5 separate regions of the Homo sapiens genome follow, and all the other regions are linked to region 5. A link is a loop called in an ENCODE intact Hi-C map of the cell type or tissue named here. Cell type or tissue: heart left ventricle. All regions are shown on one strand. Region 1 overlaps HIVEP3 (HIVEP zinc finger 3). Region 2 overlaps HIVEP3 (HIVEP zinc finger 3). Region 3 overlaps HIVEP3 (HIVEP zinc finger 3). Region 4 overlaps HIVEP3 (HIVEP zinc finger 3). Region 5 overlaps HIVEP3 (HIVEP zinc finger 3).

What was found. Hi-C counts contacts between places; a loop is a spot of excess contacts. Peaks named below come from ENCODE experiments on the same cell type or tissue, not always from the same donor. Only the 100,000 strongest peaks of a DNase experiment are listed, where the experiment ranks them.
Region 1: a loop joins it to region 5, with 3 times the contacts of the local background. A loop is called at or near these places in 11 of 110 quality-filtered maps.
Region 2: it touches region 5 in a loop (3-fold over the local background); 20 of 110 quality-filtered maps call a loop at or near these places.
Region 3: it touches region 5 in a loop (2.6-fold over the local background); 19 of 110 quality-filtered maps call a loop at or near these places.
Region 4: it touches region 5 in a loop (2.2-fold over the local background); 23 of 110 quality-filtered maps call a loop at or near these places.

What each region holds. Positions count from the first base shown.
Region 1 is chr1:41,872,160-41,877,159 of GRCh38, reverse strand. All of the region lies in intron 1 of HIVEP3 (HIVEP zinc finger 3), which reads left to right. Among named protein-coding and RNA genes, the nearest start is that of HIVEP3, 44 kb to the left of the region's middle. In heart left ventricle, no CTCF peak of the experiment used is centred here; a DNase peak (open chromatin) is centred at 1,951; H3K27ac peaks cover 2,274 bases.
Region 2 is chr1:41,879,680-41,884,679 of GRCh38, reverse strand. The region is part of intron 1 of HIVEP3 (HIVEP zinc finger 3); the gene reads left to right. Among named protein-coding and RNA genes, the nearest start is that of HIVEP3, 37 kb to the left of the region's middle. In heart left ventricle, no CTCF peak of the experiment used is centred here; no DNase peak of the experiment used is centred here; H3K27ac peaks cover 3,525 bases.
Region 3 is chr1:41,889,058-41,894,057 of GRCh38, reverse strand. All of the region lies in intron 1 of HIVEP3 (HIVEP zinc finger 3), which reads left to right. Among named protein-coding and RNA genes, the nearest start is that of HIVEP3, 27 kb to the left of the region's middle. RefSeq lists an enhancer at 2,302-2,601. In heart left ventricle, no CTCF peak of the experiment used is centred here; DNase peaks (open chromatin) are centred at 2,545 and 3,037; H3K4me3 peaks cover 989 bases; H3K27ac peaks cover 2,135 bases.
Region 4 is chr1:41,900,460-41,905,459 of GRCh38, reverse strand. All of the region lies in intron 1 of HIVEP3 (HIVEP zinc finger 3), which reads left to right. Among named protein-coding and RNA genes, the nearest start is that of HIVEP3, 16 kb to the left of the region's middle. RefSeq lists an enhancer at 297-386. In heart left ventricle, no CTCF peak of the experiment used is centred here; a DNase peak (open chromatin) is centred at 3,004.
Region 5 is chr1:41,809,436-41,814,435 of GRCh38, reverse strand. The region is part of intron 1 of HIVEP3 (HIVEP zinc finger 3); the gene reads left to right. Among named protein-coding and RNA genes, the nearest start is that of HIVEP3, 110 kb to the left of the region's middle. In heart left ventricle, a CTCF peak has its summit at 2,273 (motif pointing left); DNase peaks (open chromatin) are centred at 165, 1,705, 2,208, 2,809 and 2 weaker places; H3K27ac peaks cover 1,718 bases.

The sequences.
Region 1 (5,000 bases), 63 kb before region 5:
AGAATTCTGCCTGGAGTCTTAAATTAAGGTATTCTCCTGGATGAGTTTAATATTATTAACCAAAAAAGAAAGAAGAGTTTTAGGATTTAGCAGTGTGTGTATTCACTGGACTCAAAACCACAGTAACCTCTCAATGCACATGGCCTTCCCACTTCTTCAGTAAGGAAACTGAAACTCAGGAGGGGTTTAGGGCTTGGAGGGAGGACAGAGCAGGGCTTTGAACCCACGTCTGTAGAACGTGCTGAGTTTTCCTTTTGCTGTTTCCAGGCTGCACAGCAGATAATTTCTGTAATGATACTCATCTCAAAAAACCCAGTTAGAAAGTAGACAAGATGTAACATATTGTAGAAACATTTCTATCCTAAATGGATACATTTTATCAGGGTTAGTGTTTAGCTATTCAAAAAATGTGCTTGGCTGGAGTGGGATAGTTTTCCAAGTGCTGAATTTCAGTCTTACATTTAAGAGTGGCCAGATAACATTTAAAGAGACAATGCTGGGAGATAACATTTTAAAGGGAAAAGAGTCCTGGTTGGGGATTTAGGAGACCTGGGTTTAGTAATAATAACAATAGCAATAATAATAATAATAGATAATAATGATAGCAGTAATGTTTGTCAAGCATTGTCTATAGGCCAGGCACTGTTTTATTAACTTTACAAGTATTAATTCACTTAATTCTTATAAAGTCCTCTGAAACAGGTTCTATTATTATCTTTATTTTACAGATGAGGAAACTAAGGCACAGAGAGTTTAAGCAACTCGCTCAGAGTTTGACAGCTACCAAGCAGCAGAGTTGGGACTTGAACCCAGGCCCTGCAGTCTGACTGCAAAGCCGGTCTCTTCTCTGTCACTATCTTCACCTATCTCTTTGCCTCTCTAGGACCCAACACTGTGACTCCCAAAACATTGCTTAATCTGGGATATCATAGACTCAAAAATTTTAAAAACATTTTGGAGAATTATATCAGGTTATCATTTAAAAATTTTTGATGAATACCCCTTATTCTTACTATCCTTTCATAAAAGAAAAAAAAAAAAAACTTAACACTCTCCCCAACAAAGTAGAAGGAACATAATCTCAGATTATGAAGCAATCCTTCCCCAGAAAGGAGAGTTGTCCACTTTATAGGAACCCAAACCCAGTTGCTGTTTTGTAGATGTGACTAGAGTAGCTGTTGTATGTCAGGTGGAGAACAAGACAGACCTAGTTCGTACCCATGTGGAACTTGCATCCCGGTGGGGGAGAGAGTCATTTAAAAAGTAAACAAAAAATCACATAATTACAAATTTGTTAGGTGTTTGGAAAGAAATGAGCACAGTCCAGGGATAGAGAATAAAAATTCGTGGAGAGAAGAAGGTGCAGGGCATGTACCCTGCTAAGGCAAGGCTCTCCTAGAGGGGTGGGGACAGCCTGTACCAGTGACGGGGCACCTGCCAGGCACAGGGACAGCATGTGTGAGGCCCAGAGACAGGGCAGAGCCTGGGGTCATGAGTAAGGGAAAGGAGGCCCCACAGCTGCTGGAGTGTCCTGAAGCTCGGGGCACAAGAGGAGGCTGCAGAGAGCAGCCCTGTCTAGAGCAGCTCTCAAAAGTCAGCAAGGAGTTCTGATTTTTACTGGAGATGCCAGAGGAAACCATTGAGAGGTTTTAAGCCAGGGCATGACATGGTCTGACTTATATTTCATGGGATAGCTCTGTATGCTGCTGGGGACAGCAGATGAAGAGGGGCCAGAAGGGAAGCCAGGAACCCAGTTGGAAGGCTGTTTTGCAGCCCTTCAGGCCAGAGGCCGTGGCCAGGAGCAGGATGGATGGGGAGCTGGAGGGGAGCCATGGGAGTCAGTGTGTATCCTAGCAAACAGCACTCTCCAAGCGGGACAGTTCCCAGGCACCATCTACAAAGACAGGGTACAGGGGAGCCTCAAGGGCAGGGCTGGGGCTGAGAGCAGTAGAGCCTTAAAGGCTGAGGACAGGGGATGGTGCTGGAGCCCTGAAGGAAGGCGCTGCATTGCAGGCAGCAGCCAGGACCTTCGGGAGCAGCCCAAGCCAGGCTGGTATTCTGGCTCTCCCTCTCTTGCAGGGCAGAAGCCTATTTGCTGTTCTCTCCCCCGCTCCATCCCTCCCTGTGACCTGCCAAGGTTGTTCATTGATGTGGTCCTTCCAAGTGAGCCCTGGGCAGAGACAAGTGGCGAGGGCGGAAGGCAGATCTGGTGGGAGAAAGGACAGAGCCAGCACCAAGGCCAGCCCAAGTTGTGTGTGAGCAGCTGGGAGGATGCAAGCCCTTTTCCTGAGGTGGACACACTGGAGAAGGGAAAGGTAGCTGGGGAGGAGAATCCTTTCCTCAGGGACTGGCACTTGGAGACCGCTAACTAAATCCCTCAGGGCCTCTGTTTGTTTGTTTGCTTATTGTCTGTAAAATCAGCCATGGGACTGAGTGACTCCACAGTTCCTTCCAGCTGTTTTCTAATAGAATCCTATTGAGGGCTTACTTTCTGTACCGTGGAGTCTCTCTTTATCTTCTAGAATCCAGTCCTCCTCACCCGCTGCTCAGATACTGAAACAGAGAGGCCACGGTGAGGGAGGTGGTGGTGAGTTTGGTGGTGGCTTTCTGCAAGGGCAGGAAAGCGTTTGGCAGCTGCCCTGCTGCTGAAGTCCACATTTCGAACCTTAGACACTGTGAATCTCCTAGAATACTGTCTCTGAAGCCCCAGGTGGTAGACATACCAGGCCCAGGAAGAGGAAGACTTTTCTCTTGACAGGTTTATGTGCTAGCCAGCTAAGCCTAACTCAAGCAGAATTCTCCAAATGAAAGGAAATCAGTGGGCAATCTTCATGCCTTTATTTTGCTTTCCAGACGAACATGAACATCCCAAGTGAAATCCCAGCAAGTAAATGCATTTCCTCTCCCCTCTCTTGGCTCCTTTTAAAAACCCAGTGAATAAGAATAAAAAATGCAAATAGGCACTTCTGTGATCTAGTTCATTTCAATGATAAGGGAACTTTAAGGCAGTTAACTATATTTCTGATTGCTTTCTAAGACAAGAAGGAATGGTTTCAGTGAAGCCAAGGGAAGTCTGCTCTACACAGGAGTCATTATGAACTCAGGTGGGTGAGAGATGGCTGTGCTGGCCCAGCAGACACTGGGGATACTGCCCCTTCCTGGAGCAGAGTTGACAGTGTGGAGGAGAAGGGAAGCGAGGGTGGGAAGGAGGGCCTGCAGCTTCTTCCTGACCCCAGAATGAAGCAAGTACAAGGCTGCCTGGGCCAGTTGCTTTGAGAAGCTTCTCCACCTTCTGGGAGAGGGGTTCCTTATTTCCCCTAGACCCCATGGTTTGGTCTCTTGAATCCCACTCTTGAATTCACTTTAAAGCTTCAAAGCTCTGGGATTCTCTGATATGAGGAATTCTAATCCTCCTCCTTCCCTCTGTCCTTTTTTCCCTCCTTCTTCCTTTCTGAAGGTAGTGAGGTATTCTGGAAGAGAGTTAAAGAGAATTGATTCTCCCTCAGAAACCAAGATAAAGCCAGTGTGAAAAACACAAGTCAGCGAGAATACAGAAAACCTAAATTTATCTAATTTCAGCTTAGTGTCTTGGGAAGTTATCTCATGTAAAAGTATCATTACCTCTGAAATAATGTAGATCAGTGGTTGTTTTGTAAACATATAGGTTTTTGTAGTTTCCATACTAATTATATGACATGACATTAAATGATGCTTGTCCTGGCCTTAGCTGAGGCCCAAAGCTGAGAACAGTGGGTGCCGGGATCCCCCAAATTCTAAAAGGACATGCTAGGTTATCGGTGCCTGGGCCAGCTGAGTGCATGTCCCCGGGGCCTAGTGGTACCCCCAAGTCCTGTCTCTCCTAGAAAATTCTGCTGGCAACAGGTTAATCAGGACTACCTCTGAAGGCAGATGAAGAGAGGAGCACCGAAGGGGCTGCACGTCCACTGAAGGTGGGGTGAAGGTGGCCATTTTCCTGTGGGTGAAGTAAACACCAGGGGAGGCATCTGGCTAGAGCAGTCCTGAGCAGACCCTGCCTGGGAAGCCGCCTGCCAGCCCCTTCAGCAAAGCAGCCCCCATGTGCTTTCAGATGCACTACATTTTCTTTCGTCTCGTTTCCTCTTTTCCTTATAAAATCCAGTAAGTCCTTTAATAGTAAATCAGTTGATCATTTCTGTTATTCAGGATAAATCTGGCATTTTCCTAGAAAGTTAAACATGCACAGCATATGACCCAGTGATTTTACTCCTAGGTATTTACTCAAGAGAAGTGAACACATATGTTGGTGGAAGACTTGTACGTGGATGTTCATAAGAGCTTTATTCAAAACAGTCCAAGACTAAAAGCAGCCCAAATACCCATCAACTGGGGAATGGATAAGCAACTTGCAGTCCACCCAAATAGATATTATTCAGTAATAAAAAGGAACAAACTACCGACACATGCAAAAACATGCATGGATTTTCAAAGCATTAGACTGAAAGAAGCCAGATATCAACAAGTATATATATATTGTACAATTCCATTTACATGAAATCCTAGAATAGGCAAAACTAATCTATAGGGGGAATGTCAAAACTATGGTTGCCTTGGGGTGGGATAGAGGGAGATAAGAGCAGGGATTAACCGAGAAAGAGTGTGTTAAAGCAAACTGCATATGGCCTGAGAAGGACTCCGTACTTCTATATTTGAGTTCTTGTGGATGAATTGCAACCTAGCTTAATAGGTAGACAAGATTTAGGAGTATGTGCCTGTAACAATAGCTGGGTCTTGGCCAATCCCTGTGGCCATACTTCAACCATTTATAAACTGCTAAGTGTTCAAACTGTGTTCAAATAAGGCAAATGCCAACTTGTAACCAATCCCGCCACTCTGTACCTCACTTCCGTTTTCTGTACTATGTCATTTCCCTTTCTTTTGTCTGTAAATCTTCTTCCACCACATGGCTGCATTGGAGTCTTTGTGAACCTGCTGTGATTCTGGGGGCTGCCTGATTTGCGAGT
Region 2 (5,000 bases), 70 kb before region 5:
TCATTTGCAAGTGAGGGGATTGGGCTGGATAGCCTCTAAAATCCCTTCCAATGCTAACCCTTCAGGATTTTAAATTTTTGAGTATGTTGGGATTGGCCCACCCTCCATGGCTAACCTTCTGAGGCTGGCAGGATGGGCAGTGGAGGGAGAAACACAAGTTTGCAAACCCCTGATGTCCGCATTCCCCAACGTCCTTCTGCATCAGCCGCACTTGCCTGCAATCCCGGGATGGTTAGCAGCAGCCATGATGGCATTTCGGGAATGCCTGCCCATCCTCCCAGGTGGCAGGTTGCATGTGTCAGTGCTCAGCTGAGCAGGGAAGTGGACCTCTAAACAGTTAGTCTGGTGCAACACCATTTTAAAGACAGGCAAACAGTATCTGCATCTAAATGCATAGAAAATTACTGGAGGGGGCTCATGACGTGGTGGCTCACACCTGTAATCTCAAGACTTTGGGAGGTCAAGGTGGGTGGATCACTTGAGACCAGGTGTTCGAGACCAGCCTGGCCAACGTGATGAAACCCCATCTCTACTAAAAATACAAAAGTTAGCCAGGCATGGTGGTGTGCTCCTGTAATCCCAGCTACCAGGGAGGCTGAGGCACGAGAATCACCTGAACCCAGGAGACAGAGGTTGCAGTGAGCCAAGATTTCGCCACTGCACTGCTCTAGCCTGGGTGACAGAGTGAGACTCCATCTCAAAAGAAAAGTATGTGAAGGAATTAATCCAAAATGTTAAAATTATTTCTCTGTAAAATAATAGGTTACTCCATTTTTTTCTTAATTCCTTTCTGCTTTGTCCTTTTAAATTTTCTAGCTTAAGTATGTATGGTTACAACTTTAGAGTTGGGGGGTGGGTGTTTCCAGATGGAGGTGGCTCTGGGACAGGGGTCAGCGACAGGCAGGGAGAAGCTGGCAGCAAAGTTGTGAGAAATAACCTGCAGAGCTGTCAGAAGAGCAGGCCGTGCCAACAGCAACTTGCTATCACATTCTGCACCCACCAGGCTGCCTCTGACAGGCATTGAGGGGGCAGGCTCGATCCTGTGGGGTCACAGGTTCTCTTTTGGCCCTGGAGAGGTAAGCCTTCAGTGAAAGTTCTGGTTCTGCTGTCAGGTGTACCATTGCAGGTGAGTTGCAGTTCTCAGGCTCAGTTTTGTCATTAGTGTAATGTTGATGTCACCAACCTCACAAGCATTTCGCAGGAGAGTGCCTGTGGTCCATAGCAGGAGGTCAGTGGGCATTAGCTGTCCACCCCGTTTCACTCTTATGCTGCTTAGGGGAAGGGTGGTGGGAGACACCTCTTGGCTAGGGGAAGGGCAATCTAGCTCACAGCACTGCAGTCTGATTGTCCAGGCCGTTTTCCCAGCAGCTCTCTCACTGCAAGGCACACTTTTCCTGGATAGTATTTACTGCCAGGACCACTGAGAAGCTGCCCCAGCCTTCCCAGCAGCTCCTGCCAGTCCCACCCCAGCCAGTCAGTGTCTGTGAGTCCTCAGACCTCCTAGGTTGTCTATATATTTTTTTCTTTTTGCTCTTTCATACCAAGTCCTGCAGACTCCTGGGTAGTCTGAATGCTGCCCCTGTATTTTCTGTGTGACCAGGGGACCCCTTGGAATAGTGTCTCTTACTCCATTTAGACTTCGCTTTAACCTCCAAGCCTCCTAAATAGCCAGCTGGCTCCCCGCTCCTAGACAGACCCTTATTTTAATCTAGAATTTCTAGACAGAAAGCCAGTTCAGCCCTGTCTCATATTTTTAAAAATTTGCCTTTAACCCTGCTTACAACATGACAAACCAAAGTGGCAGTATAGGAAATCCTATCCCAACTCCTGAACTCTAACAGCAAGGATTTAGCAAGACACTTTCCAAATGGAAAGTCAAGTTATTTCATTCCTTCCTCTGTTCCACTCACTCAACAGATATTTCTTGAACACACACTGTAATAACAATAATTCTCATTGATTGAGTGCTTGTTATGTGCCCAGGGGACTTCCAGGAGCTCACAGTCTGCTGAGGATACAGACTGGTGATTGTTTCCAATGTGATGGGTGGTATGAGAAGCAAGGTGGAGGCTGCCTTGGAAGTAAGTAAAAAGGGACATTCCTTCCCCTTCCTATCAAGCCTAGCTATTAATTGTGTGATGATGTCTTTTTCATGGGAAATCTGCTTCTCCTGCAACTCCTAGTTTAATTATCCCTTCCCAGGTCTACCTAGAGGAGAGATGACCACAGCCTTCTGTCTAGTGCTGGGATTTTGAAACTCCTGTCCCATGCAGGGGCTGGGATTGGCCTGGCCACAGTAGGGTCTGCTCAGTTGTAGGCTGCCATCTTCCTTTTCAATTGAAACAGAAAACCAGAAAGTGTCAGGCAGACATAGGGGCAGTCTTTACGATCCTTTTCCCTCCCGCGTGCAGCTCGCAGCTGTTTATCTGTGAGAAACAGGTTTGCCCAGTGGAACGTTTATTTGGTTTCTCTGGCTGATCATGGGAACACACCTGCCACTTTACCACTTCCTGAAAATCAAGCAGTTTCTTAGAAAAGGGACATATTCCTTAAAATACATTGTGTGGTTTGGGAGTGAGATATGGTTTCTTGGATTTTTATGATTTAATGTGTCTACAAAAACATTAAGCCACAAGATAAAAATATACTGACTGCCCCTATGAGAAAATGGACTTTCCTTAGGATCAGGGGGCTGGTCATTTTAATTTTTATGCCAAGTTTTGTTATATTTTCAAGTTTTTGTTTGTTTCTTTTGTTGTTTCTCATCAACTCTCTTACACTCTGGACATACCACAGGCAGCCATTGGTACAGTTTACTACAGTGAAACTTCTACTTATCAACCCAAATAATTTGGACTGAAGTTTTGTAAGAAAAAGGCAAATAATAAAACACATTTTTAAAAAGATTTTAATGTTTAATACCGTAGTTTCAGAGCATGCCCTGGGCTGAGTGTATGGTCCTTCTCAATGCTGTACCTACATCTGAAATACTCTACAATAAGAACAGATTGTTCTGGCAAATAGCTGGGAGATAGTCCATCATGTGTCTATTAATAAAGTAGAACTAGATTTATATTTAGTGTGCTATATTTACTAAGGCAGGACTGGGGACCATGAACATTTTGGCAATTTTTTTCAATTGAGTATTTGGAACTGATTACTATGTATTTACCAGAAAATTTGACTAATCAGCATATCGTTTTTAGAACTTTCTATAATAAGGTTTTCTAATAGGAAGAGAGAGATGAGCAGTGGATAAGAATGTGAAATTTTGGAGTCAGATTGGCCTGGGTTCATGTTATGACCCAAATTATGGCAACTTGCCCCAGAGACTTGGCCTTTCTCATCTAACTCCTCCTCATCTTCAAAGGGGGCATTGTGCTGATACCCACCTCTCATCATTGTTGTGAAGATATAACATAATAATGCTTGAAAAGCAGTCAGCACAAAAGTATTCACCCCTGACCTGTATTAGATGTTGCACAACTCATGGTCTTCGTTGCCCTCATGGTCATTGTTGCTATTGTCTAATCTATCAGCACTGTTGTCATCACCACCATAACGATCATCCTCTATATACTACAGCCTTTGTCACAGCCAACTCCTTTCTCCAAAGAGGCCTTTAGTGGGAGGAACTTGCATTGTGGAATATTGCGATTCAGTATTTCTAGGAAGCTAGGCTAAGATAACACAGGGCATGTTCCAGAGTGTTATATTAGAACTAGACATAGTTAACTGGCCTTTATGCCTTAGTTTGGTTATCAAGAAATTTAGATTTAATGCCATTGTCTTAGTACTAGAGAATGTGGCCCCTTTCGCAACCTTTTGAAGCCTATCAGGATTAGGGGATGCTCGCCCCACAGATGCAGGTCTCCCCTCCTTTCCTATTCACTGGGAGATCTGAAGGCAGTGCAGGGAGAGCAAGGAGGCCACACAGAGGTCAGACTCCTCTGTCATGTCTTCCTTTTCAGATGACTGCCTCATGTCTGGAGACCTCGAAAACTGATCTTGAAATCCAGGGCTTGGTCTGTTCAGTGTTTTCTTAAAAATTAAAATAGAATCTCTCAAGGGCGGAAGTCTCCGCTCTTCTTCCTTCTCCTCACCCAAGCCAATCCACTCTTCCTGAAGGTGACATGGAAATGTAGACTCAGTAAATGTGTACAAACGTGGTGTATCTAGAGCTCCTGCTGTGTGTTTACAGAGTTGGTGCTGCATTTAAGGAGGACAGAGATGCCTTTGTTGTCATGCTGACCACATTCCCTTCCTGGTAAGCAGTACTCACTCCTGAGTCAGGCCCCTAGGTTCAAATCTCAGCCCTACCATTTATTAAGAGGATGGGCCAGGCATGGTGGCTCACTCCTGTAATCTCCCAGCACTTCGGGAGGCTGAGGTGGGGGCATTGCTTGAGCCTAGGAGTTCGGGACCAGCCTGGGCAACATAGGGAGACCCCCATCTCTACTTGGGCATGGTGGCATGCCTATGGTCCCAGCTACTCAAGAGGCTGAGGTAGGAGGATCGCTTGAGACTGAGAGGTGAAGGCTACAGTGGGCTATGATCACGCCACTACACTCCAGCTTGAGCAACAGAGTGAGACCCATCTCAGAAAAAAGAAAAAAGAGAGGATGATCCCAGGCAAGCTAATTAGCCTCTTTGGGCTTCATGCTCATGATCTGTAAAATGGGCACACTAATAATATCTACATCATAGGACTGTGGTGAGGTTTAATGGTCAGTATCTATAAAGCACTTAAGACCATGCTAGGCACCTAAGAAGAGCTCTATGTGAGTTGGCTATTTTTCTTGGCCTTGCCTGTTTCTTCTAGTAACTACCTAGGCTGTGACTTCCCTAATTTTTCTAAAAAATGAATAAAAAGCCTAGATTTTCTTGCAATGCAAGGTATAGAAGAGGAAATAGAAGCAGAGGTTTCACAGTGTGGTACCCCTAAGTCAGAGGTACTTAAAATCAGTTGGATGCACTTTTCTAGGTGGAGGAAACCAGGG
Region 3 (5,000 bases), 80 kb before region 5:
TCCTAGCTACTCAGGAGGTTGAGGCAGGAGAATCACTTGAACCCAGTAGGTGGAGGTTGCAGTGAGCTGAGATCATGCCACTGCACTCTGGCCTGTGCAACAGAGTGAGACTTCGTCTCAGAAAGACAATTTATATATATATATATAAAAAATAAATATTATATATGCATATTCATATATAATATATAATATATAATTTTTTCATATTCATATATAATATATATTATATGTTATATAATGTATTATATATAAATATGCATATTTAATATATAAATATATAATATATAAAAATATGTATATATGAATATAAATATATATGTATATCTATATACACACACACAAACACATACACACACACATATATATAAACCTGAGGCTCTGACAGGTGAAGTAAGTTATACAAAGGCCCCTGGGCTAGTCAGCAGTGATGTTAGAATTTGAGCCCAGCACTCTTAGGCTCTAGAGCAGGGTTTCTCAGCCTTGGCACCATTGACATTTTGGGCCAGATGATTCCTTGTTGTGAGAGCTGTCCTGGGCATTGTAGGAGGTATAGTAGCAAACCTGGCCTCTACCAGGGCCCACTAGGTAGCGATAGCAACCCCCTGACCCCCAGATGTGACAACCAAAAATGTCTTCAGACATTGATGAGTGTTCCCTAGGGGGGCTAAACTGCCCCCAGTTGAAAACCACTGGGCAGAGAGAGGGATTAATATCCTGGAGAGTTTTGCAGCAGCCTGACTTCTCAGTTCCAGGGTTCAGAGCCCAGTTCCCACTTATCACCTTATTTCCTTACAGACCAATGGTCAGAGAAGGCCAGGATCATGGTGGCTGGTATGTGTACACACAGCAGCCGACAAGCTTCTGTATGTGGGTTTGAGCCAGAGGCTTCTCAGCTGTGGGTTTTTTGCTTTTCTGTTTTTTTTTTTTTTTTTTTTGAGACGAGATCTTGCTTTGTCACCCACGCTAGAGTGCAGTTGCACGAACATGGCTCGCTACAGCCTCAACCTTGCGGGCACTAGCTGTCCTCCTGCCTCAGCCTCCCGAGTAGCTGGGACTACAGATGTGTGCCACCACCCCTAGCTAATTTTTGCATTTTTTTTTTTAGAGATAGGGTTTCACCATGTTGCCCTGGCTGGTCTTGAACTCCTGAGCTCAAGCAATCTGCTCGCCTCAACCTCCCAAAGTTCTGGGATTACAGGCATGAGCCACCGTACCCAGCCTTTGCTGTTTTTTGAGCTGTTTTCTTTTCTTCTTTTTGGCTGGGCACGTTCAGACTATAAGGTGGGCCAGGCTATGTGGCTGGTTTGAGTTTCTCTCTGCAGCTGTCAGCAGCAGAGTCCAGGCAGCCACACTGACCCATGCTGCCTTTCTTGGAGGCACAGCTGGTTGATTTAACTGGAGTCACAGTGTGAAGGGTCCCAGAGCAGAGGGGTCAGCTGACAAGAGGAGAGCCAACGTTCAACATTTATCGTTGCCATGTCATGATACTGCCTCACTCAGCACTTATTCTGATTTGCAACATCTGGGTCTTTTTTTCTTCTCTTCCTGCCTTCTCTGTGCTCTCTTTGGGTTTCAGAACTTGAACCTGTGGCAGCAGTGGTAGGCTGTGGTTCAGAGCGTCTGGGCATATGTGAGATGTGAGCAGAGCCACTGTGTTCTTGGCACCCAGCTGCTAGTTCCGCTCTCAAAGCCCCATTTGTAAGAAATATATTGACCAGCCGCTCAGTGTCTCTGACCAAGTTCTTAGAAAAGTCTCAGAGCTAGCAATATGTTTTACTCCTAGTGGGTGGGTGGAGATGGGATGGGGAAAGGAATTTTTTGTTGTTGTTGTTTATTTGTTTTAAGATAAAGCTCTGGTGTTTGGACTCATTTAAAGAGAGCTATGCAGTGTCTTGTTTGAATGTTTGTTTTTATGGGTTAATGGCTTTGCATCAGTAGTCACAGCTTCGGTGTCCAAATATTTTAGTTCTGGTTCAGAACCTACTTTTCTCTTGTTTTGATGCAAGCTATTTTCCTAGGGTACTCTATTTCTTTTCAATAGAAAGGTGATATTCACCCTTGCACTAAATGAGTGTTGATATCTGATAGGGAAACAGGCAGCTCTTGTGCTGGCAGAACCGATGTGCCTTTCTCCTTAAAATCTCCAGGACGCTTTCTCTCGTGAGTTTTACTCCTTGCCTTTTCCCATTGGAAGGCCATCTCTTTTCACAAGCAATGAAATCAGGACATGGGAAGAAGTGACTGTAGGAGAAAGAAGACAGCTGTCAGTAAACGTAATTAACCCCGATCTCCTCTGGAGGGCTGCCTCTTGAGCGAGCTGTGCTTTAAACCAGCCCGAATGGATGTTCAGAACAGAAAGAGAAAGTGAGTTACCAAGGACTTCTGGGGAGTGCCGTGAGCAGGGGTTCCTTTCTTACCTGGAGGGAGCCCCACACATTCAAATCATTTGCTGAGATCTAGCTAGGTGCTGTGCTGGGGACACACCGATGACAGCCTGTGGAAATGCTGGGCCTGGTGGACCCAGGAAGCGTTGACTCCCAGAGCAGGAGGGGCAGCCCGTCTTTGCAGCATGGACCTTGCTGTGGTAACCCACACCATCAGCCCTTCTGCCCCGTGACACCACCACTTCATTGTCAGGAAGCACAGTTAAGGGGAAATGAGTTTTGTATTTTAGCAAAGTTTAATTGAAACTCAAAATTCCCCCCAGTTGGATGCAAACTGTCTTATGTGAGTAGAAATACATGTGCAACCCAAAATTGGGAAATAAGTTTGGGGCTTTTGGGGTTGGGCCTGCCTGCTGTTTCCCTGTTTTTTTTCTGTGTTCCTGCACATTGATTAGAATTCTTGTCCCTGTTAGTCCAGGGTGAAAGGGGAAGGCTGGCAAGTTTGGACACATAAATCTTACACCAGACGAGTTTCCTGGAAAAAGATCAGATCAGGCCTAAAGCAGGGCAGTCCTTCTGGCAAAGTGACTCTGTGTGGTCAGGTGGCAGTGGCCATCTGGGGAGCCCGGAGCCTCTGGGTGAGGAATGTGTTGGCCACCTCTCCAGCTGGCCTGCTCGTTTCAGGGCTCCCGTGTGGTGGAAGCAGGACCGTAGAGAGGCAGCCTCCCAGGCAGGCTAGTCATTCAAACCTCTCCCTTATGCATTATCTAATAATTATGTAGTAAGGAATGGGAGAGCTGCCTGAGTGGAGCGTTGACAATGTGCAGGTTATATAAGGAAGCTTGCCCAGAGACCTGGGTTAACAGGCCTCACATTTCTCATCCCCCTGACCCCAGGGTTATAGACAATTGCCCTTCAGGCAGCTGCCTGGCCAGCCCACGCCTTGCCCAGACTTGGAGTAAGATTCTGGAATCAGACAAATGTGGGCTTGAATCCCAGCTCCACCACTTACCAAGTTGGTTTTCCGGGGGAAGCTGCTTAACTTCTCTGAGCCTCAGGCTCCTCATTTGTAAAATGGTCCAAGGATTAAATGACAAACTATATAAAAAGGGCCATGGATCATTCATCTCCCAAACCTCAGCATCACACAATAATCCCAGGTAACAAACCTGCACATGAATCTACAATAAAAGCTGGAAAACATAAATAAGGGCTGTCACAGTGCCTGTACTGTGGCTCTTCAGAACTCAACCCAGTTGTCACTTGGCCCAGGAATCAGGCCCTTCCTGGATTCCAGGTCCCTCATTTGTGCCCCGAGCATCTTTTCTACCCTAGCTCTTGTTCACTTTTCTGTTTCTCCCTTTAGGCTGTAAGTACCTTGGAGGCAGGTGCTATGTTTGGTTGTCTCTGTGCTCAGAGCCTGCACCAAAGCAGCCAGCACTTAAGGAGTGCTGACTGAGCATTCCAGGCTTGGTTCTAAGTAATTTACATGTGAAAATTTATTTAAACCACACAGCAACCCATGAGGTAGGGACTATCATCATCCCCATTTTACAGACAAGGAAACTGAGGCACAGGGTAATTGAATCACATGCCCAGTGGCACAAAGCTAGTCATTGGCCGAGCCAGGATTTGAACCAGGTACATCTGTTTCAGAATCTGTTCTCTTAACCACTGTGCTGTCACTTGAGTTGTTCATTGGATGGTGAGCAGATGGGGCAATGTTATTATGGTTAAACTATTATTGTTAATTCCGGGCAAGCCACTTGCCTTTCTAGGCCTGCTTCTTTGTTCATTAAGTGGGGAGCAGGGTTCTTGTGAGGATTAGATGGGAGTGATGAGTATAAAGGAGACTGCAAACCCTATCCAGAGCCATCACCTTGGGAGTGTCACCGTGGTAATCAGAGTCCGTTATTCCTACAGGAGCTCCATCCACAACTGCTCTGCAGGGGACAATGGGTGCCCTCATTCCCCACAGGGCTCCCTACCCTCTCCATCGATACACACTAACATATGGGAAATGAAGGCCCACCCTGCCGGGCTTTCATACTCTAGAATGCGTGAATTTTTGCTCTTGGCAGCCCATTAAAAGGGCTAGAGTCCCCCATGCTGTCCTTTGATGGTGGAATACAGGAGAGTTTAACCTCAGGCCCTGCAGGAGAGTTGAGGCAAGGTGTCCCTCCAGTCCCAAGGAGAAGGGGGTGCTGCCCTTCAGACTCTGCGTAGGTCTGGAATGGCAGTGGCTTTTGGGTAATGAGGTGGCAGTGTCGGGGACATTGAGAAGGTGGATGATGTTATTGTCAGTGACTCCACAACTCCTGCCTTTTGATATTCCAGCCACGTAAAGCTGCAACTAAGGTTTCCCAGCAAAGACTTGGAATGCAAAGCACACTTTAAAGTGTGTGAGTTTGTGTGTAGCAGGGGATGTGGGGTGGGACTGTGTGAGGTGTGGGGTGTGTGGTGTATGTGGTGTGTGTGTGTGTGAGATATGTGTGTTTGTGAGGTATATGGAGGTGTGTGTGATGTGTGAGGTATGTGGGGGGTGTGTGTGTGGTGCTTGTGTGTGTTTGGTGTGTGAGGTATGTGGCGTATGTGTGGTGTGTGTGGTGTATGTGT
Region 4 (5,000 bases), 91 kb before region 5:
GGAATGCACACGTCAGATCCCCTTTTAACAGCTCATAATGGCACTGGAACTGTCTCCATCAACTGCTCTGTTGCCTGGCACCCTGGCACCCCAGTTCCCACTGGATGATAAGCACTGCCTTAACACTGCATGGAGAGTGCTTGTTTCCTTTGTCACCTGCTAGCTCTTCTTCCAGCTCAGATGCTGGCTGCCCCCTCCTGCTGCTTGAGCTAAAGTTCTGTTTCTGTTTCCCTGAATGTCTGTTACTCTGAAAAACATAACTATAAACTATAAGGGATCCCACCTGTTTGCTTTGTTCCTTCTCTCAGTTGTGGGTCCAGACACATCAACTATGTAGGAAGCAGGGCCTAGAGAGGCCCCACCTACACTCTTAAATCCTTATACCCTAGTTCACAAAAATCTTCATGTTCCACAGGGCTAAAAGCCCTATGTTGACTAGAGACACGGCAAAGGAACCACAGGTTCAGAAATATTTGTCCTGCAACTCTATCAAGAATGTAACTGTCAGGGCAGCCTTCATCACAGCCAGGGTTGTAGATGCTCATCCCGCTTCTGCAAGCCAAGGGCCAAGGACCCTTGTGGATGGCAGCTCTCTTATTAGGATGGGGGATTGGAGGTCCTTGAGGGCAGAGATGGAAACAAAGATTTAACCTCACAGCCCTTAATCCAGAGAAGCACTTCCTGGGTCTGGCCATTTTCTCTCTTGAAGAATAACATGATTGTGGACCAGGGTGATCAAAAGAACTAGAGAAATCAAAATGCACAATTGATCTTTGATACTCACCAAAGTGGGGCATAAAGTACAATGAATGAAGTTTCAAGTACAATCCTCTGTGGGCCTGTGGGAGGTGTTTCTAGAGTCTGGGAACTCCAAATGGTACCATATCACGGCCTCCTTTTACGGCGCACTCTGTGTAAAGCATGGCGGTAAGCACCTTCCATGGATAGTCTCCCTTAATTCCACTTCTGGGAGTAGAAGATGACCATTTTACCTTACAGCAGTAGGTCTCATCAGGGGGTTCTGATTTTGTTGGTCTGGGCAAGCCCTGGGTATTTGGACTTTTAAACACTCCCCCAGTGATTTTAATGTGCAGCCAAGGTCAGGACCTCTTTTACAGTCAAGGGAATTGAGGCTTCAGAGGTCAAAGTCACTGGCCCGGGGTCACCAAGCTGTGTGGGGAGGCACAGTTAAAGCACAGGCCTGTGTGACTGCATTGTTTGACCCTGGGGCCCTCCTGCTGCTGCCAATCAGAAAATGGTCAGGACCAGGCACGGTGGCTCAGGCCTGTAATCCCAAGACTTTGGGAGGCCGAGGTAGGCAGATCACTTGAGGCCATGAGTTCGAGATTAGCCTGGGCAACGTAGCAATACCCCATCTCTACTAAAAATGTAAAAATTAGCTGGGCATGGTGGCACATGCCTGTAATCCCAGCTACTCAGGAGGCTGAGGCATGAGAGTCACTTGAACCCAGGAGGTGGCTGCAGTGAGCCAAGATTGTATCACTGCACTCTAGCCTGGGTGACAGAAAGAGACTGTCTCAAAAAAAAAAAAAAAGAAAAAAAAAGGAAAATGGTCAGCACTGGCTCCAGTGTGCTGGGCAGGAAATGGTCAGTAGGGATGCAAAGATGCTGATGGCTTTCCCAGTGCATCCTTGCTGACCCAATACTCTTTTAAGAGGCAAGCATGTGTGTACTCTGAGTCTAAACGGCTCCCTGGACAGAAAGCCATCAGCCTTAGCTCCTGGCCAGCTCAACAGAGGAGCACACCACCCAGCTGCCCATCAACTCTTGGTTCAGGCTTAGCTTGGTTGCATCTGGCTTCAAGAAACAAGGACAGATGCTTTTTGATTTCTTTTCTAATGTCACCTCATAACCAGGCATAAATGTCTTGGTCCCTCCTGAGGAGAGAAAGGTAGGACAAGTCGGGCAAGTGTGGTCTTTTCTAGCCTCACCTCCAGTAATAATTGCAGAATAACAAGGCCTCAGTGCTCACTGCATTCATCAGCACCATACTAAGGACCTTGCACACATCACCTCCTGTTACCTTCACAGGAATCTTGTGAAGTAAAGACTCTTAGTATCTCAATTTTTCAGATGGGGAAACTGAGGCACAGAGAGTCTGGCAGCAGAAATGGGAGTGATCCTAGGCAGTTGCTGAGCCTGGCTCAACTCTTAATCATCATCCTATGTGACCTCCATAGATCTGTTTTTGCCTTGTTCTTGAATTGCTTCAGGAGCCCCATCTAGTTCCCAGCCTGAAAATCAGCTTTGAGCAAGGGAGATGCTGCTTCATTTCTAGCACAGAGTTGGATCCATAGCAGGTGTTCAGTAAATGGTAGTTGGTAGATGTATTTTATTTTATTTCAATTGATTTTATTTCTCCAGATTCTACAATATCACAGTACTGTGATAATAATAAACATGTCTCAGGAATGTAACCCAAGTTATCCAGTTTTTTATGCTTTGACTTCTAAGTATTTCTAAATACTCACCATACTCTCTTAATTGTTGTGTCACATTCACTTTTAGTAGCTGTGCTACGTTCACACCCTATAGTTGTCCAAGAAGAGCACCTCTCTGCACTGTAAGAGCCTCGATGTCTTTCTTTGAAGGATTCTTTACCGGAATAGAAACTGAAACGATTCTAAATGGTAGCTATCCCTGCACCGTCCAGGCCCTCAGAATGAAGTGGTTTGTTTGGTGTGCTCTTCCAGGGTAATCCATAAAAAACTCTATCCCAATTTAGTAGCAGACATTGCCGGCGCTCTGCTCAGATGGCGTTGGATCACTTCGGCCACTTCTGTGTGCCCATCCTGCAGCTTCTGTAGCCTCTGTTTCTAAAGCTTTGCCCCATCGCCTTCTTCAAAGGATTACCCTCTTGCCAAGAGAGTTGGAGTGGCTGGGAGTTTCTGTCCTGGCCATGACAGTCTGTAGCCAATATTAATTAGGGTGGGAATATGAAAGGTCAGCCACCTTGCCCTGGCAGTGGGGGGTGGGGGTGTACAAACTTGCAGGAGGTTCGGTTTACATTCCAGGACCCTCCCTGGGGTCAGGCTGAGGCTGGGATGTGGCCTGAGGTCATGCTTGGCTTGGCCTCTCCCCTTTCTGTCCTGCTTCTCCACTCTCCTACCGACCACTCTGGGGACATTTCTTCAATGAATCACTCATCTAGGAATCCTTATCTCAGGATTTCCTTTGGGGGAACATGACCTAAGTGAAAGCAATGTGGGCCGGATGTCTTTCAGACCAGAAAATGCCTCAAATTCCCTTTTAAGCATTCCTTTTAGTGTCCAGGATTCTGCCCTAAGCCTCCACTTAAACTGGGGGTCCCACTTCCCAGGGACAGTAACCCACCCCTCCTCCTCACCACTGGCTCATTCTTGTGGGTAGTTTCTGGGCTTTGCAGCTCTCCCCCTCCTCACTTCTTAGCCAGACTTTACTCTGCTTCTGTTTCATTCATTCAATACCCAACAGGTATTGAATCCCTGTTCTGTGTCAAGCATCCTCCTAGGTGCTGGGGTACAGCTGTGAATAGAGCAGACAAGGAGCTCGCCCTAACAGACCTTAAGGGAAGAAGGCAATTCACAAGTAAACAAAGAAGCAAGACAGCACACATTAAGATAATGGCTGTGAAGGAAATAGGCTAAGTGAGTGGGGCTAAGCAAGTGGGGTGTGAGTGAGGCAGCCTCCTGGGCTGTGTGCATGGTGTCACCTCCCTCCTCCGCTTCAGCCCTTGCATGCCCAGCCACACCTGCTCCTGAAAAGAGCACCTCTGACCTGCGTCTTAATAAATGCCAGTGACATTGTCCTAACTTTGTCTTTCTTGCCCTCTGAGTGGCATTTTGTGAAGTTTAAAACTCTGCATCTTGTTTTCTTCCCTGGGCTTCTGAGGCACCAGCCTCTCCTGGTTTTCTCTCTGCTTTTCAGGCTTCTCCTGCATAGCCTTCTCTGCTGCCTCCACCACCCCTCTGCTTGGCTATTGAGGATCGCAGCTCCCTAGACTCTGTCTGAGGATTTCTCTTCTTACAATGTAGTCTTCCCCTAGGTGAAGGTGTCACGTCCCCTGGTGTTAGTTTCCATGCATCTCATCTGGACCCCTCTTTGGAAGAACTGATTGTAAATGCAGCCCCCTTCTTAGCATCTCCACTTAGATGACTCAACACACGCATAACTCGGCTCAGCACCTTCCCACATGCATGACCAACCCACACCCCAGCCCCTTCCTCAGCCTGTGAGTCTCTCCTCTTCAGATGCACCCTGTCTTAGGAAGGGGCACCACTGTCCCCCAAGCTGCTTGGGCCAGAAGCCGGACTTCACCCTCTCCTCTCCACCACCTGTTACACTTAAGCTGTCACCAAGTCCTGTGCATTCCTCCTCCTAAGGACGAGTGCATGAATCCATCCACTTATCCATCCTGACGTCCACTCCCTCTCCAGGCCACCATTGCTTGACTGCTGCAGGAGATTCCTCACCGGTCCCCCACATCCTGCCTTGACCCTTCCAGAATGTTTGCATGGGCCCTAATCATGTCTGTAATTTCTTGCTGAACTAAAGATAATTGAAAATTCTTCCCAAGGTATGCACCACCCCAGGCGATGGGCCCTGCCTACTTCTCCAGCCTCACCTCCGGCCACTCCCCTTTCTCCCTCTCCTTCAGCCTTCCTAACAGATGATTCATTCCCAGTTATGGCCTTTCCACACACATTTCCTTTTTCCTGGGAAGCTTTTTAGGGAGGCCCATATGTGTGAAGGCTGCTTTCTTTTTCCCTGAAGTGCTGTGATCACCACTGGGATGTGGGGTGAAAGATACCACCACTGCCTCTCTATTCCCTCTCTACTGGGAAATTTGGAAGAGATCTAGGTGGGAGCACAGGGAGTGGGGAGAGGGAAGGGATAGAGAGGCCCAGCCCAGGGAGAGGCAATAAGGGGGTACGTTGTCTGAAGAGAACGTAAAAGCAATAATATAATAAACGAAGTCTGTTAGATTTTGACTCTCACCT
Region 5 (5,000 bases):
CTCATATGTGGAATGGGAACATACCAACCACCATGGTGGCATGAGAGCTAAAAGAGGTGATGGATATAGTTCATACAGCACAGGGTAGGGAGAGGGGAAGAACTGTCCCCACGTGACCCCACTCTCCTGTGGCTCTGCACTCCAGCCCTGGCAGTGTGAGCGCAGAGGTCATGCCAGATAAATGTCTGCTGAGTGCTGGCTGAGGGACACTCACTCAGAAGCCAGCTTTCCACAAGCCTCACAGACATGACGTACTGGGGCTTGAATTTCACCCATGGCCTAAAAGCAAGGTCCCATTCTCTCAGCTCTCATTACTCAGTGTCTTCTGGGGATTTCCCTTGGACAGCAAGATAAGAGTGCCCAAGGTCAAGACCATCAGGAGATGAAGCCCCCACCACTGGAGGATGGACCGTGTAGGGGTGGGGAGGAGGCTGAGATTGAGAAAGGGCAGTGCTGTGGGCTGCTGTGGGTAACTACAGGAAGGCATCAGAGCCCTAGACATCTGTAGGTGAGGAAGCCCAGGCCGCAGTGCTGAATGGTTGGGGAAGAAGCTACTGTCTCCACCACAACAGGCTGTGCTGGTCTGGTCTGTGGAATGGCTAGTCATGGTTCCCTTCTACATGTGTCTCTTGTCGAGGCTGGCTGTGAAGACCCTGTGTTTAGGAAGAGTTGTATGGCATGGGGCAGGGGTGGGGTTCCCCAGCTCTTCTCCTTTAATGGTCTCTCATGTATTATGGTTACATATTGGGCATCAGAGAGCACTGCATGGTCCCTCCTACTTGATGGCTTTATGGTTCTCAGCCTTCTCCCTTTGGCGTAGAAGATCTGTCCTCTATGGCTAGCAGCCAAGAGGAGATTTCCACAGAGATTTCTATCCACTGTGGTCCTGCGGAGAGAAGTCGCACCTGTTAATGGCTGGGGATGGACAATTGCAAGGCGGTATGTGGGTGCACAGTCTCTCAGGCACCCTGTGTGTCACTAGGTCTTGCCAGTGTGTTTGGGAGGAGGACCAGCTGGTGAACATTGCCTGGCAGCAGTGTGAGCCACTGTTTTCCAGCTGCCATGATAGGACTGTTTCCAGATCACCAGAAAGACAGGGCAAGATTGGCGCCTAGTGTTGCTCCTGCTGGTGGAGGCTGTGGGCCAAATGGCAAGAGGACTAGATAGGGTGATGGGGGGCTGCATGACTGGACTCCAGTCCCACTTCTGCTTCTTACTGGCCATGGAACCCAGAGCCTCAGAGCCCTCATCTCGAAAATGAAGGGGTTGTTTGGGAGGCTGAGGCAGAAGAATCGCTTGAACTTGGGAGGCAGAGGTTGCAGTGAGCCAAGATCGCACCACTGCACTCCAGCCTAGGCTTCAGAGCAAGACTCCATCTCAAAAATAAAATAAAATAAAATAGATAAAATGAAATGAAGTGGTTGGATCAGGGCCTGGAGACAGCTAAGGTCCTTCTTGCTGTAGGAGTCTCAGAGGCCCCAGAGTGCATAGGCACTTTACCAGGTCCAGAAAGCGCTTGGCTCTGAGTGCTGCAAGGACCGCCCCCCACCCCCTCCACCCATCCTGCTAGGCTGCATTTAAGGAGCAGAGAACCTTGGCAGTTCTAACTTATCTGTCCCCCCACCCCCAAGGAGGAGTGCACCCTCAGGGAAGGGGACACTCTGTTTTTCACAGACAGGGAACTGTTGGAGTGGTGGCTTCGCAGCCCAGCTGGCCAGTCTTCTCTGGGGTGAGCAGCCCAGGTCCCCCCCCACCCCCTACCAGCCTTGGTATTTGCTAATTTCCCTTCCCAGGATAAATGCGTCACTATCACTCTTAAAATGAAGTGTCCAGATGGGAACACAATACAGATGTGGCCCAGTCATTCCAGAGGAATGCAAGAAAGCTGCTGAGATTGTCTAGAATTCAGGCATTTCCTCAGTGGGCTTTATCCTCTATTTATTCCATATCCATGACATCTTATTTATTTTTTTGTTTTTGTTGTTGTTTTGTTTTGTTTTTAAGACAGTCTTGCTCTGTTCTCCAGGCTGGAGTGCAGCGACATGGTCATAGCTCACTGCAGCCTTGAACTCCTGGCCCTAAGCGATCCTCCCTCCTCAGCCTCCCCAAATGCTGGAATTACAGGCATGAGCCACTGCACCCGGCCCATGGCATCTTATTAAACATCTGTCCGTTGCAAGCTGAGAAAGAGGTTTCTGTTTGTGCTCCTCGTGTTTGTTAAGTTTGCTTAATGAAGGCCCTGTTTAAAGGGAAGGACTGCCTCTAGCTCCCCCTAGAGGATAGCTGGCTGGGATTCCACAGCCTCAGCCCTGGGAGCACCTGTGTATGTCTCAAAGCAGCAGAGAGATTAATGACCTGGGTCATTTTGTTTATTAAAATATCACCTTGGGGGTTCTTTATACCATTGTAAAAATGGTTCAACTGAGTGCCTTCTGTCTTCTTAAGCCAGTGCCTCTGGACACTCTTCTTTGTAACTTGGGCACTCGGGGGCTTCTCTGGGCCTCTGCTTGCTCATCTTTAGAATAAAGTATTTTTTTTTCCAGTTGTAAATTAATTATATGGTTCTTTATATTAATTGTATGGAGTTAGATAAGGACTCATCTGTACAACTACAGCAACTGCGATTTTCGTATTCCCTCTTTTAGGAATTTATTATAAAAAGGACTCAACCTTTTCCTGACTTTATGCCTCCAAATTCCCATTTCTCACCCTCTCCTGACGTTTCGCCTTTCCCCACCCCCTCCCCGTGGTGCTCCAAGCTCAGTGGGTGGCAGCACAGCACGATGGTTCAGGACAGTGTCTCTGGAGGGTGCTCTGGGCCCGTCACTAACCAGCTGGGCGGCCCCAAGTGAGTCACATAACCTCTCTGTCTGCCTCATTATCTGTAAAAAGAGGATGTGGTAGCATTTGCCTAACAGCAAATGTAACTGATAATTAATGCATATAAAATGCTTAGAATAGTGAAAAATGGTGTTCAAAGAAGCATTCGTTGTTATTGTTGTGTTTCTATGGGGTGAGGTAGCCAGTAAAACCCAAGGTTAACACCAGACTGTTTTCCTCTAGGAAATACAACAAACAAGCAAGCAGAAGACATGGATCCTGAAGTTTCTTATGAGCAGGAGACTAGCACAGACCACTGTTCCTACCATTGGGAGGACAGCACACCTGGCTGGCTGCCAGAGTGGGCCTTGGGGAGTAGGAAAAGCCAAGGGCTTAAGAGATGGAAGATCTCCTGGGTCACACCCAGGAGACTATTCACTAGCTGCCCACTGGGCAATAAACACCAACTGAGGACCCAGGTGACACAAACCCTGCATTAGGTACAAAAAAAAAAAAAATCTGGTCATTGGAGGACTCAGGCCAATGGGGGAAATAAACTGGTCAATAAACAATCATAGTGCCCTGTAAGGGCTGGAAAAGGGCATCCTAGGAGTCTGCAGTTGATAGGAAGGGATTGGGAAGGGCACAAGGCCAAGAAATAGGACAGGCAAGATCCAAAGGAGTGAGGACTTGGTGATGTCAAAGGCTTCAGGGCCATTACAGGCAAATCCATAAGCCACATGCCACATAGGCCACCTGGCTTCTTAAAGAGATCCACACTATAAATTGGAGGTGAAAAGTTAGAAAACTACTTCTTAAAATGAGGTACAACAGTGAAGCCAAATTTATTTTGAATTGATTCTTTTTAAAAGACTGTAACCATATATAAACTCAAAATAACCACATTTCACCATGACACTGTTTTTAGGGGCCCAGCCAGGAATGAGGGTCAGTACCTTGGAGAGCTCCAAGGGGTTCCAAAGGGCTGAGGCATGCACTAGTTCAGCATGAGGCAGAAGCATAAGCATGAACCTACCAGGATCAGTGTGGGGCCAGCCCCTACTGGTGTGGGCTTCCATTGCCAAGGCTGGTGCTTCTCCTCTTAGATGGAGGTCCCAGGGACTAGGAGATGGTGGATGGGGGGCAAGGGACCTAAGATGGACATTTGTTATCTGCCCTCTCTCTGGATGGAGTCTTCTTGGTACCCAGGAGAGATCATTGCACTCATCCTGGAGTCAACTAGTGGGCCCTGATGCTAGGATGCTTGTGGAGTTTTGCTTTCTTACAAGTGGTTGATCGCACTTCTTCAGTGGAGGTGACTTAGTTATTTGAGATAAGCAACTGAAAGGATTGTTGCTGCCTGAAGGCAGAATCGAAAAACTGGGACAAGCTTCATAGCAGTTCTGCCATTTCAACCTCTTGGATGTGGATTTCTACAATTACCCAATCAGTCCAGGTCTTGTGGGCAGCTGGGGGACTATCTGTGAGATGGAGGGTGAGGCCTGACTTTGAAATGTTTGTTGTGGCTTTTGGCCCTGAACACTGGAGCCTGATTAAGTTTTATGCCAGTCAGGTATAAAACTTGACTGGCTGCAATTTGGGCAGCTGCACCCACATGCATCTGGTGTGTGCATGTACACTGTTCTCTTCATCAGATGGACATGTCGTTTGGATATTTCTCTCCTGGAATGAGACATTGAAAAGTAATTTATAGCTTCAGGAAAGTCCCCAGTCAAGCATGGACTCGGCGAGATGGTGATGTCAGCAGATTTATTCTCAGGGACCTTCCCCTTTTTCTTTCATCTGAACCCTCCTCCCATTCACTTGTTCCCCATGTGTTTACTGAGTGTCTTTTTGTGCACAGGCCCAGGATCTGCACCCACAGTCAACTGTAACAACCATATGGCCTAGATCATCTGGGACAATTCTGATTAAGGGGCATTTATTCTTTTCATTAAAAGTGATTTGTTAAATATATGGGGGAATGTGATTTGACTTTAGCTTTTGTAAAGCATAAATAAATTCATAAATCAGGGAAATAATCTTCAGTTGAATTACATGTCAGAATTTTGCATGCAGAAAATATGGTCACCATATATCTAAGACAGAGAGAGAAAACAATTTGCATCTCCTGGGCCAGTTCAATGCATTGGAAGAATCACCTGTATTGAGAAGGAGCC